4 separate regions of the Homo sapiens genome follow, and all the other regions are linked to region 1. A link is a contact called in ENCODE Hi-C or POLR2A ChIA-PET data. All regions are on one chromosome and are shown on one strand. Each heading gives the region's core, a stretch centred on a gene start or an enhancer-like site at or near the end of the contact. The rest is flanking DNA. Distances are from core to core; before and after follow the strand shown.

Region 1 (2,994 bases), core at 327-2,826:
GGAAAGCCAGGAAGTGAGGCTGGGAGTCTGAGGGCAAGTCTCTCTCTCCCTCTCGTGCCAAACCCCACGTTCAGCCCTTTCAAATAGTTCTACCCTTGGAGGAGGTTAAGAAAGAGGAAAACGGGGACGGGCGCAGTGGCTAACGCCTGTAATCCTAACACTTAAGGAGGCTGATAAGGGTGGAGCACCTGAGGTCAGGAGTTCGAGGCTAGCCTAGCCAACATGGGGAAACCCCGTCTCTACTAAAAATACAAAAATTAGCCGGGCGTGGTGGTGGGCGCCTGTAATCCCAGCTACTCAGGAGGCTGAGGCAGGAGAATCACTTGAACTCAGGAGGCGGAGGTTGCAGTGAGCCGAGATCGCACCATTGCACTCCAGCCTGGACGATAAGAGCGAAACTCCGTCTTAAAAAAAAAAAAAAAAAAAAAAAAGATAGAAAGGAAAACGGAAAACGGCTGCCTTTAATCTCACTCCTTACAGCCAGAGATGGGAACTTTGACTTCCCACCTGGGGGAGCACGAGAGTGCTCGGAAAACTGATCCCAAGGCCCAAAAAGAGAAAGGACAGGAAAATATAAGCAGGTGGAGTTTCAGGGATTGACGACAAGGCTTTTCAGCTGATGACCCAGGTCCCACAAAGATAAAGCTCCTAAGGGGGCGTGGTCCCCTAAGGACGCGAACTTCAGACTTCTGGGCGGGGAGGCTTTCTGGACAGTCAGACGTGGATTACGGAGGGGGCGTGGCTTCGGAGGGGCGGAGCTTCAACAAATTCGAATCGTTCTTTGAAGAGCAGGGTTTTGCCCTTTTGGGAGATAGGCCTTTTGACAGGAGTTAGCCGAGGATCGTTGCTAGGAGGCGGAGTTTCGGAGAATGGAAGGAGTAACGAAGGGTTTCTCGTAGTAGGGCTTGGAACGTGTCGGGGGGTGGGGACTTCCAGAAAAACTGGGCGACAGGGTGGGGTCGGAGACAAAAAATAAAAATCAAGTCGGGGTTCGGGGGAGCCCCCTGAAGTTGGGAGGTGGGACTTCCGGGGAGAGGGGTCTCAGGGGCGGGACTTATAAATGAAGACCGGAAGTGGGGTCCCGGGAGAGGGGTTCCGGGGTGAAAGAGTGAGTCACCTAAGGAGAAAAAAGTCAAGACTCACCAGGGCCTCATGGAGTCTCCGCACCGCACCGCGGGCCGATTTGGTGCCGGATCACGCCACTGCCAGCTTAGGTTACCGCTCCAACTTTCTCCCCGGGCCCTGCCTCCCTGGAGAAACTTTATTACACTCACTTCCGGCCTCACTAACCCCTGACCCTCTACCTCAGGGTCCCTCCTTCACGCTTCCCACTTTCCCGAGTTAGCCAATGGCAGCGCGAGATCGCGCACAAAGGCAGTGGTGGCCAATAAGACGCCTACTTTTGACCCACGCTCGTTCTTGAGAAGCGTGAGAACTGCCCTCCAATAAGGATCCGAAGAGAAGTAAATCTAAGCCAATCGGAGGCTTGAAAGTAGAGGTGTCCCGCCTCGAGCCAAACGGACCAATAGGAAGTGCGGGCGGCGTGTTTGAAAGCGAGGCCAAAGTGGGTGGGAGCGCGTGCTGTTGGGAGTTGCTTGGAGGTTGGCGGCGCGGGGCTGAAGGCTAGCAAACCGAGCGATCATGTCGCACAAACAAATTTACTATTCGGACAAATACGACGACGAGGAGTTTGAGTATCGGTTAGTGCTGGCGCGGGAGCAATAGCGAGGGTCGTGAGCTTTGGCCGCTGAGGGCACAAGGAATTAGTAACAGGAACTGAGGCGATAGAATTGGCGCATGCGTACGAGGTGCGAACGGGCAATGGTGTGATATTGTGGAAGGCGTAAGGCGCATGCGCGGAGGTGGGAGGCGCTCGTAAAACAAAGTGGTTGCGAATTTGGAGTCGCCTCTCAGTAGAGAGGAGAGAGGGGTGGGCGTGGTTAGGGTACTGACCACCCTCACCCATGAGGCTTTCTGGATCATTCTCTGAACTTTATCGGGCAAACTTAACTTGCCTTGTAGAGACTGTTTCACAGTAATCTTGTCGAATCCAGTGGGAGAACGTAGCAAAAGCGGAGCTGGAAGTTTCCTGGCGTCCCTAACAGGAGAGTAGCGCTGAGAGAGTTGAATATTGCTTATTAACTCGTGAAAAAGACAAGGGGCGTGGTTGTCTGGCTTGTGTAAGGAAGGGGATCGCTTGGGACTGCAATGGAATAAAACTGGCTAGGAGCATTGAGAAAATACTTAATATGGGTCTAATAGATGCCCTTTAAATATCAAAGGGAACAGTTACGGAATACTTAACAGGTTTCAGGTGTTCTGCTAAAGTGCAAGGATAACACATGGTCTCTGCTGTTCACAAATTTAAAAATCTGTGGGTGGTACCGACAGACACCAGAAAGGTGACACACGCTATGCAAGGAGCCATTACAGGGTGTGATGGGAGCACACAAGACTTGCTAAGGAGAGGGAACTGGCGACCCGAAGGCTGCGGCTTCCTAGCTGTGAGCGGGGGTTGAGGTGGGGCTAGAAAGTCAGTCCCCTACTTTTGCTAACTCCAGGACGCTCCCCCATCCCACGCTTCGAGAACGCCCCCCGCCCCGCCACCGCCTTGGAGGCTGACCTCTTACTTTCGGTCGGTCTTCTTCCCTGGGCTTGGTTTGGGGGCGGGGGAGTGTCCTAAGGGCCAATTCAGCGTGATGTCTCTTTCACCACCATTGAAAACGAAACCAGTAGTAAACTACGCGTGTTTTCATTTATATGTCGGAGATAAAAACACAGGGACAGAAAGAGGGGAACAACAGACATTGGGGCCTGCTTGAGGGAGGAGGGTGGGAGGAGGTAGAGGTTCAGGAAAAAAAAAAACTGTCGGGTACTATGCTTAGTACCTGGGTGATGAAATAACCTGTACACCGAACCCCCGAGTCAGGATTTTACCTATATAACAAACCTGCACATGTACCCTTGAACATGAAACTTAAAATACTGAGAGGA
Region 2 (3,049 bases), core at 536-3,035, 1.0 Mb after region 1:
AAATAAACAGACTTTTGGAGCTGGGGCCTGGGCTGGCGCAGGCTGTGAAGAGCCTGTCTGCCACCCCACTGTTCCACCACACTTCAGCCACCTCACCCCGGCCCTCTGTTTGTCTTAGGCCCTACTCGAATCCCCAGTTGCTTTCCAGATAGCAAAATCTAATCCCAACCCCCTAAGGAAAGTCCTTTTAAAGCTGCTTTCCCTGGCCCTCCACCCCCAACCCAGGATGGAACCTCTGTCTCTCCCAGTTTAGCATCAAGACAGGTAGCCTGGCTAGGAACTACCAGGGAGGTGGAGGGGAGGGCTTTCCATCACCCTTAAGGACTCCTAAGGGGTACTGCTCCCTTGGCTGAAGTTGGTGATCAGCATAGGCTGGCACCAGGGTAGTAGGGCACTCAGGTTGGAGAGAAGCCAGAGATTAAACCAACTCTGGGCTGGGACCTGTCCTTTCTGATAATGGGTACAGTGCGGGGGCCCCAAAGGAGCTGGGAGGTGCTGTCTGCAGGCACCACCTTCCTTTCAGCTCTGACTTATTCACCTGCAAGTCAGCTTCATCATTTCCTGGGGTCTGGGTGTGGAAAGGTCAGGGCACTTGGGAATGGGGCTGGGTACAAAGGCAGGGATAAAGGGTACTTGGAGAGGAGTGGCCAAGAGGTCATGATGGGGGAGGCGTGTGGATAATTATACACCCAGACTCATGAAATGCTAGGTGAAGGGACCCCAAGACGAGCAGATAAGAGAATGAGAGCGCTGGGGGAGGAGGAGGAAGGGCAGGGAACACAATGCATAGTGCCAGGTGTGTCAGCCTAAGGGTTTCAGGTTGGGAGAAGGAAGAGCTAGGAGGCTGGCGGGGCAGATAGGGATGGAGGCCCTATGTTCCAGGCAGAAGGGCTCAGGATGGAGGAAAGGAGCCCAGCTACACAAAGACCTCTGCTCCCTTCACCTAGAGGTGATGGTTTGGGGGAAGTAAGCCGTCCCTCGGCCGTCCCGACCCCAGCCACCCGCCCACCCAGAGGGGAGAACTGAATCACAGCTGGAAAGTCCATTTGCGAGGAGAGGAGGAGCTGACTTTTGTCTTGGAGGGGTGGTGGTGGTGGTGGGAGGAAGCCGGGAAACCACCCCCTCCCGTCCCCTCCGCCGGATGGCGGGGACAAAGGGGGAACGACCAAGCCAGCGATTGGGGAGTGATGGGGGGTCGCCACGCCAAGCCCAAGCCGGTGGGGCCCGGGGTGAGAGGAGGTGCCGGAGCTTCCACCGCCCCCACCCGCGAGACACACACCTCCCTCTTCCCGCTCCGTCCCTTACCGGAGCAACTTTCTTTCAAGCGGCCTAAAGCACTCGGTCCCGCCGGCTTGGAGGCGACCAAGCCCAGGTCCGCTCCGCTCCCTCCCGGGATCCCAGCACCGTCGCGTCTGCCGCTCCCCCCACCCCTACCCACTCGCTCGCAGTCCCCACCCACCCCGTCCCGCCGCTCGCCGATCCACCGCTCCGCCCGATTTTGGCGCCCAGAAAGCAGGCGGGGAGACAGGAGATGCACCGCGGGTGCCGGGGTTCGGGGAGCACCCGAGGACCGCGGCGAAAGGAGAGGGGTTTCCGAGCCCACCTTGCTCGCCAGCTCTCTGCTCCGGTCGATCCGCGCCCGCGTGAGGGATTCGATCCGAGACATAATCGGACGGGGGGACCAGGGAGGACGCGGCGCGGACCCCGGCGTCCTGTATTGTTGGGGGAAGGCGGGGGGAGGGGTTCGGCCCGCACGCGTTGGTCTCGGGGACAGGAAGTCTGACTCCCCTCGCCCGGCACCCAGCACCAGTTCCTCAAACCCGAGTCTCCTCCCCCGCCCAAGCTCAGGAAGGGGGTAGGCGGAGCGGAGGGAGGGCGGGGTGCCCGCGCGCAGGACGGGACGCCAGGGTTTGTGTGGGGGCAGCTCGGAGAGGTACGAGGGTCCTAGGACAGGTTTGAGAGGCCCCTCTGCCTATTTCCCCTCCAGCGCCTGGGGGCGCCCTCTAGCCCCAGAGACCCGCCTCTTAGCTCTTCTTTTCCTAAAACCCAGCCCCGCAGCCCTCGCCGGACCCAGGTTGGCCCTTTCCCCTCTGCCCTCCCCTTCTTCCCTTCTCCCCTCGCCCTCCCTTTTTCCCTCCCCTACTGCGTTACCTCAGTCTTTAAAGACCCGCAGGCAGGAGAATTCCATCCGCCCCCAGCTCTTAGAAAACCCAGGACCAGTTCCTTCCTGGCCTTCGGGGTCCCATCAAAGCAGGCCTGAGCAGACTGACCCCTTTTACGATTGGGGGCAGGGGTGGCCAGAGGGAGAGGAAATCAAAGGAGAACTAAACGCTGGATCTTCAGTACACGGGAAGGGTAGGATTCACTCCCAGAGGTCGAAGAACAGAGAGGAGAGAATTCTCCCACATGCCCCACCCTTCTGGGGCCTTCCTGACCCCACTCTGCCCTCCTCCTAGCTCCGCCTCTGCCAGCTACTTTGGGGGACTAGGTTGGGATTCTCCACTTTTACCGAAGGCCTTCCATGTGTCTAACTGCAGTTCTCTCTGTTGCAAGTTAAGCCGGAACTGAAAGACCAGAAACCAGCCTGCCCTAGTCAAAGAAAGTTAGGGCCCAACCAGCCTCTCCCCAAGAAGCAGGGTAAGGTGGGGCATTCATCTCTCTGGACCCTTTTCCCCAGCCTGAGCCAGCCTTTGGGTGAGTTTCCTGCTATTGGGAAAATTCCTCCTCCAGTCTAACTATGATCACTTACAGTGAAGTTCATTTCTGCCTCTCAGGGTCTCCCATTTCTCTGGAGAAACCAGAAGCACAGAGAGGCCTGGGACAGAGCCTTCGGTTAGCAGGGTCCTGCCTGATTCTGGCCCCAAAGGGCGTGGGAGAAGAAGGGAGGGAGGGGAGACCCAACCCAGATCCAGCAGTTCTCTGCCCTGGCTCAGCAGTGGGGCCAGGCTGCAGGTTTCAAGCCCAACTCAGCACTCTTGTAGGTGCCAATTTTAGCCTCTGCCACTATTTTTGGGCTCCACTACCTCACCACTGGCTGAGCTGGTTGGGC
Region 3 (2,799 bases), core at 190-2,689, 1.0 Mb before region 1:
ACCACATGCCAAAAGTCTTCCACACAGTCATGGAGTGGCACATGAATCAATCTCCACAAACCAACACTCCCAGAGGTGTGTGATTCCCCTCCCGCAAGTCACATGCCCAGGCCAGTGCTCACCGTCACGTGCAAGGCTGCCAGGGCCTCATCTATGGCAGCCAGGTAGTCAGGCAGCAGGTCCAGGAGACAAGTGGCCAAAAAGACGCCCCCCGCGAAACAGCTTACTAGGCTCAGGGCTTTCTGGCGGGAAGCTGGGTAGGGGTGAAGCACAGAGGGGAATAAGCAAACAAACCCCCTCCAGGGCCGACCACCCCAACCCAAACAATGGCTACCCTTGCCTTTCCCTCCTCCTTTGGTCACTCCCCGCCAGCCCCAGAGCCCTCCCTAAGCCAAGCATTCATAGCAGTGTGGGGAAAAGGAGAGGCTTACCTGAGCCTTCATGGTTAGCTCCTGGCCGGCGCAGCACACAGATGGGCACCAGGCTGCAGAGGAGGGTGAGCACCAGCAGCAGCACCAGGGCCCCCAACTTCACCTCCAGCCCCACAGGCACTGGAGGCTCTGAAGCTACCGCCTCGGGGCGCCACACCAGGAGCTCTGGCTCTCCCCAGGGCCCCATGATGCTTCTGGTAGCTCCAGTGACTCTCAGACCTAGGAAGACAGACCAGAGTGGTTGGGAAAAATCATGCAAAGGAAGATGGGGCAAGGAATGGGGAAGCTTGGTCAGCAGAGTGCAGCTCCCTGGCCCCAGCCACTTTGTGACCTTCCCCTACCCAGGGTGACTCATCTACTCCTGTACCAGGAACATTCCTCTCTTCTCACACTTTCTTTCCCAAGTGACTTATTCAGGGAGACTGCACGGGGGAAACCGAGGCATGAGAAAGGCTGTATGGATATCTCATCACCCTTTCACCTGGTGCCCCCAGAAAACTAGGAAACTAGGAGCCGCCTCCAAATAGGACCTGGAGCTGGAGTTCCCCTAAGGAATGTAGAGGCCGGGTCCCCAACTCCCGAACGGAGTGGGTGAAGCCAAAAAGGCTAGGGCTGTGCAGAGATGTCTTGGGTAGCTTCGTGGGCCACCTGGACAGGGTAAGTTTGGGTGCTGGATCGCTCCATCGTTCCCCTTTTCCCAGCGCAGAGAACAAGCGCTTCAGGCCCCAGGATGGGACCTAGAGGCAGATGGCCAAAGAGAGGGGCCCTAAGAGTCTGCGGTCCCGGGACGGACTGAGGCGACACTGAGGGCGGTGCCTGAAAGTCCGGGCTCCAGGAGGCGGGGTGCGAGGCCGCCAAGCGTCGCGGGAAGCAGATGAAGAATGCGTGAGCTGGGACTCCTGTTCCCGGGCCCGGGGAGGCCTGGGCAGCCGACATGGACCCCGCTGCCAGACAGCCCGCACTCACCTCGCGAGGGTCTCACTACATGGTCTCCGCGCGCTTCCGGCCTAGAGTCGGGAATTCCCGCCCCCTCCCATAGCTCCCCCCTCCCCCACAGGAGCCGCGTACCCACGACCGACTGCCAATGGCAGCACCGAGTGGGCGGGGACAGACCGGGAGTGACGTCAGTTAGGAGCAATCAGAGATCGGGAGCGGGAGCGGGCGGAGCAGGCGACCTGAGGAGAGTGAGCGAGAGCAAGAGCGGATATTAGGAAAAGGACCTCGGGGCTGGGGCCCTGGGGCGCATCTGTGGAGGACTGAGGGGCCGGAGCGGGCCAGTCAACAAAGGCTTTGATTATATGGATATTTTTAAAAGAGGGAGACCCCGCATTGTCAAGTCTTCCGGCCCACATCTGAAAACATCTTCCTGGCCTTGGGCCAAAGTCTCATCTGTCCCTCAGAAGGCTCTGACACCTCGTCAGTGCCTCTTGGCGCCCAAGGGAAAGCATTCCCCTCTTGGGACCAACTTCCTTGACTGCTTTCCCTCACCAGCACCCACAACAAGGAAAAAGACAAGGCAGAATTGGAAAGGGGGGAAAGCAAAGAGAGGGTATGTCTTGAAAATCATCCCTTCTCGACTACTTATGGCACTCAGTGCAGCCTCCGCCTTCTCCAGGTGGGTGGGGACGTGGTGGGACCGGAATGCGGGGTGCTGAAGCCGCGCCCAGGGAAGAGCCCCCAGCGCATTCCAGGATATCTGCGTACCGCGCCTGCGGGCGTCTGGCCGGTTCTCCCACCTGATTTCCAGCCCAGCTCCCGCCACCCTCGCCGGTCGGTTTGCTGTTTGCTGTTCCTTGAATGCCCCAAGGTAGTTGTTTCAGCTCAGGACTTTCACCGTTTCCTCAACCTGGATTCTTGTGGCCCACAACTCTGTGCCTTGAGAATCCTCTTCTAGCCTCAAGGGACGGTAAGACAAAAGAAAATTTAAAAAGGGGGCTCAGCTGTTCTTTTATGCAAAGGTGAAAAAAGCTTCATTGCCTAAAGAAGGGACAGATGGGATCTTGCTTCCTACAGGAAAATTAATTTTAAAAAAGAAAAAAAAAAGGGGGGACAGTGTAATGCTTCTCACAAGGCTCCAGAAACGAAGCCCAGTAATTCCTTAAGTAAAAGAGGAATGTGAAGACTTCTTAAGGGGCCGGGCGCGGTGGTTCACGCCTGTAATCCAAGCACTTTGGAAGGCCGAGGATGAATCACCTGAGGACAGAAGTTCAAGACCAGCCTGGTCAACATGGTGAAACCCCGTCTCTACTAAATATACAAAAATTAGCCGGGCGTGGTGGCGGGGGCCTGTAATCCCAGCTACTCGGGAGGCCGAGGCAGGAGAATCGCTTGAACCCGGGAGCCGGAAATTGCAGTGAGCCGAGATCGC
Region 4 (2,774 bases), core at 221-2,720, 1.3 Mb before region 1:
ACATTTACTTAAGTGGTACTATGTGTAAACACTGTAGGAACTGAGGCTCCAGCATTAAGCAAAATAACCACGATCCTTACCCTCACATGGGTAAGGATGCTGGGCCATTACTTACACACAGACACACACAAACACATACACACACGCACACGCCCAAGTGCCAGGAAGGAAAATGAAAGGGTCTTGACGTGCCAGTGGAGCAGAGGAAGGGTTGCAGATGTGTCATTCTCTCATTCCTCAAACATATGTACACTGTATTGTGCACATAGTCATTAGAAAAATCCCTTATTGAGGCCGGGCACAGTGGCTCACGACTGTAGTCCCAGCACTTTGGGAGACAGAGGCGGGCAGATCACTTGAGGTCAGGAGTTGGAGACCAGCCTGGTGAAACCCCATCTCTACTAAAAATACAAAAATTAGCGGGGCATGGTGGTACGCGCCTGTAATTCCAGCTACTCAGGAGGCTGAGGCAGGAGAATCGCTTGAACCTGGGAGGCGGAGGTTGCAGTGAGCCGAGATGGTACCACTGCACTCCAGTCTGGGTGACACAGCGAGACTCCATCTGCAAAAAGAAAAAAAAAAGAAAGAGAGAAAAATCCCTTATTGAGCAGGAAACATAGCTTATGCCCATAATCCTAGGAGTCGGGAGGCTGAGGTGAGAGGATCACCTGAGCCCAGTAGGTCAAGGCTGCAGTGATCCGTGATTCATTGCGCCACTGACTCCAGCCTGGACAACAGAGCCAGACCCCGTCTCAAAATAACAACAACAAATCAGAGAGAGAAAAGAGAAATCCCTATGTAGGTCTGCAACAAAATAAACACGGATGGCAGGTGTGGGGGGAGGACATGGAAACGCAATCGAGGACGCAAAGGTGCCCCACCCCAAGAAGGAGTAAACAGTATCTAGGCCAAGTTGGGGAGGGGAGGAAGTGAGGAGGAAAACATGGACGGGCGGTGGTGTTGGCCGGTGCAGGATGGGAGAGGAATTTGCTCCTAATACTGGCCTCCTGGGCCTTGGCTGGAGCATTTACGGCACTTCACAACTCTCAGACTGGGCGAGTGGCCATGAGGGGAAAACCAGTGCAAATTCCCCAGGCCCAATTGTCCGGAAGAAGACGAGGCAAGTCCGCGTAAAGATTTTTAGACGGTGTACCTTGGCTAGGGAACGGAGGGGCGAGGGAATTCGGGACCCAAATCCCCTCTAAGGCCCACATTAATAACTACCCCCAAGAGGTTGCAGCGCAACCACTACTGGAACGTGAAGTCCCCGGCACGCCCCAACAACAGGACCATTGGCCACGCCCCTAGGGGCGGGGCACTGCATGGAAAGCCCCGCCTTCGCCCTAAGGCTCCGCCTCTGACCTCTGCGCAGGCGTAGCTCAAATCTTTCCCGCCCTCTAGTCGTGCGCGGATCTGACGCCTGACGTAATTGCGTAGACGCCATTTTAGCCGGTCAGACAAGCACTGGACGTGGCGGCCATTTTGTTTTGGACACCGAGCAGGAGCTGGCGGCCGCTGCAGACGAAAGGCAGGAAAGGGCAGGCCGGGTGAGCAGACGGATCGGCCGACTAGACAGCCAACCAGCAACAACGAACTGAGCTCGCATACTACCGCTTACGCATCTAACCAACCGCCCATCTAGCTAACCCGAGCCCCTCCACCGTCAACTCAGGTTCGGCCGGTCCCCGGCCCGCCTGCCGGAGCCGTGGTGGCAGCCCCGGGAGGAGCACTGGCGTCTGTTTCCTTCGGTGAGTTTCGGTAGTGAGAAGGAGCCGGGGGAGGTGCGGTCTTGAGGAGCGGAAGGGGCCGGCGGACGCGGAAAGGGGGTGGTGGCATGTGGACATAGCTACGGTGTTGGAGCGTGGAGGCCCCGGGGAGGAGGCGGAGCCCCTGCGAAGGGGCGGGGGAGGGGCTGAACTGGAACCTGGTGGCGGGATTGATGGAGGTTGGGGTTTGATAGGATAAAAAGGAAACTTGGCGGGTAGAGCAGAAGTGGAAGTCTTGACAGGGCTTTGAGGATGGTAGGGAGATTAAGAAGTACAAGACTTTGAGGAATGTTGGAAATTAATGGCGGCTTTAGGGTTAAGTTTTGTGGAGGGCTCTTTGCGAGCTAATTCCCAGGTGAATTTAGAAAACCTTTCCTACTCCCCCAGATCGTCAGTTTCTTGTTAAAGTCCCTACTTGATTCTGGAGTTGAAAGCCACTTTTGAAACTAGGCATGCATATATATATGTATATATATACATACATATATATATATATTTTTTTTTGGGGGGGGACGGAGTTTCGCTCTTGTTGCCCAGGCTGGAGTGCAATGGCACGATCTCAGCTCACTACAACTTCCGCCTCCCGGGTTCAAGCGATTCTCCTGCCTCAGCCTCCGGAGTAGCTGGGATTACAGCCATGCGCCACCACGCCCGGCTAATTTTGTATTTTTAGTAGAGACATTTCTCCATGATGGTCAAGCTGGTCTCGAACTCCCAACCTCAGGTGATCCGCCCGCCTCGGCCTCCCAAAGTGCTGGGAAAACAGGCGTGAGCCACCGCGCCCGGCCCTGCCTGTATTTTCACTGTAGATCAGTGGTTCTCAACTTTAGCTGCACATTAGAAGCACCTAGGTAGCTTTCCCCCGACCCCACAATTGGTTCATTTCCAAACCTCATTACCAGAGATTGTGGTTTAATTGATCTAGGCCCAGATGTCTGTATTTTCTATTTTTTTAATTAATTTATATTTTTATAGAAACGGGGTCTTACCATGTTGCCCAGGCTGGTC

What was found. A loop is a pair of places that touch in the nucleus more often than their neighbours do. ChIA-PET counts read pairs that join two places held with the same protein, here RNA polymerase II (POLR2A). Pooled maps may share reads with other maps.
Region 2: a loop to region 1 is called in a pooled map, with 6 times the contacts of the local background. The contact joins the promoter of ARHGEF2 here to the promoter of CKS1B in region 1. A Hi-C loop is called at or near these places in 1 of 37 single-sample maps with no recorded cell type and 6 of 50 pooled maps. POLR2A ChIA-PET finds 5 or more read pairs at or near these places in 2 of 52 experiments (AG04449 and WTC11).
Region 3: a loop to region 1 is called in a map with no recorded cell type, with 7 times the contacts of the local background. The contact joins the promoter of SLC39A1 here to the promoter of CKS1B in region 1. A Hi-C loop is called at or near these places in 4 of 37 single-sample maps with no recorded cell type and 11 of 50 pooled maps. POLR2A ChIA-PET finds 5 or more read pairs at or near these places in 4 of 52 experiments (BJ, CD4-positive, alpha-beta memory T cell, MCF 10A and 1 more).
Region 4: a loop to region 1 is called in a pooled map, with 11 times the contacts of the local background. The contact joins the promoter of CHTOP here to the promoter of CKS1B in region 1. A Hi-C loop is called at or near these places in 4 of 50 pooled maps. POLR2A ChIA-PET finds 5 or more read pairs at or near these places in 3 of 52 experiments (GM10248, activated CD4-positive, alpha-beta T cell and naive thymus-derived CD8-positive, alpha-beta T cell).

The regions. Positions count from the first base shown.
Region 1 is chr1:154,973,105-154,976,098 of GRCh38, forward strand. CKS1B (CDC28 protein kinase regulatory subunit 1B) reads left to right here and starts at 1,577. Exons shown (of 3, transcript NM_001826.3): 1 at 1,577-1,700. The coding sequence starts at 1,642. It overlaps MIR4258 (microRNA 4258), which reads left to right and starts at 2,589; the gene lies at 2,589-2,679. It also overlaps a transcript of SHC1 not described here. RefSeq lists enhancers at 1,073-1,222, 1,673-1,822, 1,923-1,982 and a silencer at 1,313-1,402.
Region 2 is chr1:155,976,762-155,979,810 of GRCh38, forward strand. ARHGEF2 (Rho/Rac guanine nucleotide exchange factor 2) reads right to left here and starts at 1,786. Exons shown (of 22, transcript NM_001162383.2): 1 at 1,604-1,786. The coding sequence starts at 1,666. ARHGEF2-AS2 (ARHGEF2 antisense RNA 2) reads left to right here and starts at 1,878. Exons shown (of 3, transcript NR_183460.1): 1 at 1,878-1,933; 2 at 2,559-2,694. RefSeq lists enhancers at 1-64, 181-260, 2,391-2,460, 2,922-3,049, 2,931-2,980 and silencers at 1,781-1,940, 2,001-2,050.
Region 3 is chr1:153,962,098-153,964,896 of GRCh38, forward strand. SLC39A1 (solute carrier family 39 member 1) reads right to left here and starts at 1,440. Exons shown (of 4, transcript NM_001271958.2): 1 at 1,398-1,440; 2 at 432-650; 3 at 123-253. The coding sequence starts at 618. It overlaps MIR6737 (microRNA 6737), which reads right to left and starts at 323; the gene lies at 254-323. RefSeq lists enhancers at 724-1,678, 1,007-1,076, 1,028-2,227, 1,117-1,176, 1,327-1,496 and 1 more.
Region 4 is chr1:153,632,596-153,635,369 of GRCh38, forward strand. CHTOP (chromatin target of PRMT1) reads left to right here and starts at 1,471. Exons shown (of 6, transcript NM_015607.4): 1 at 1,471-1,748. It also overlaps a transcript of S100A13 not described here. RefSeq lists an enhancer at 1,445-1,554 and a silencer at 1,895-1,974.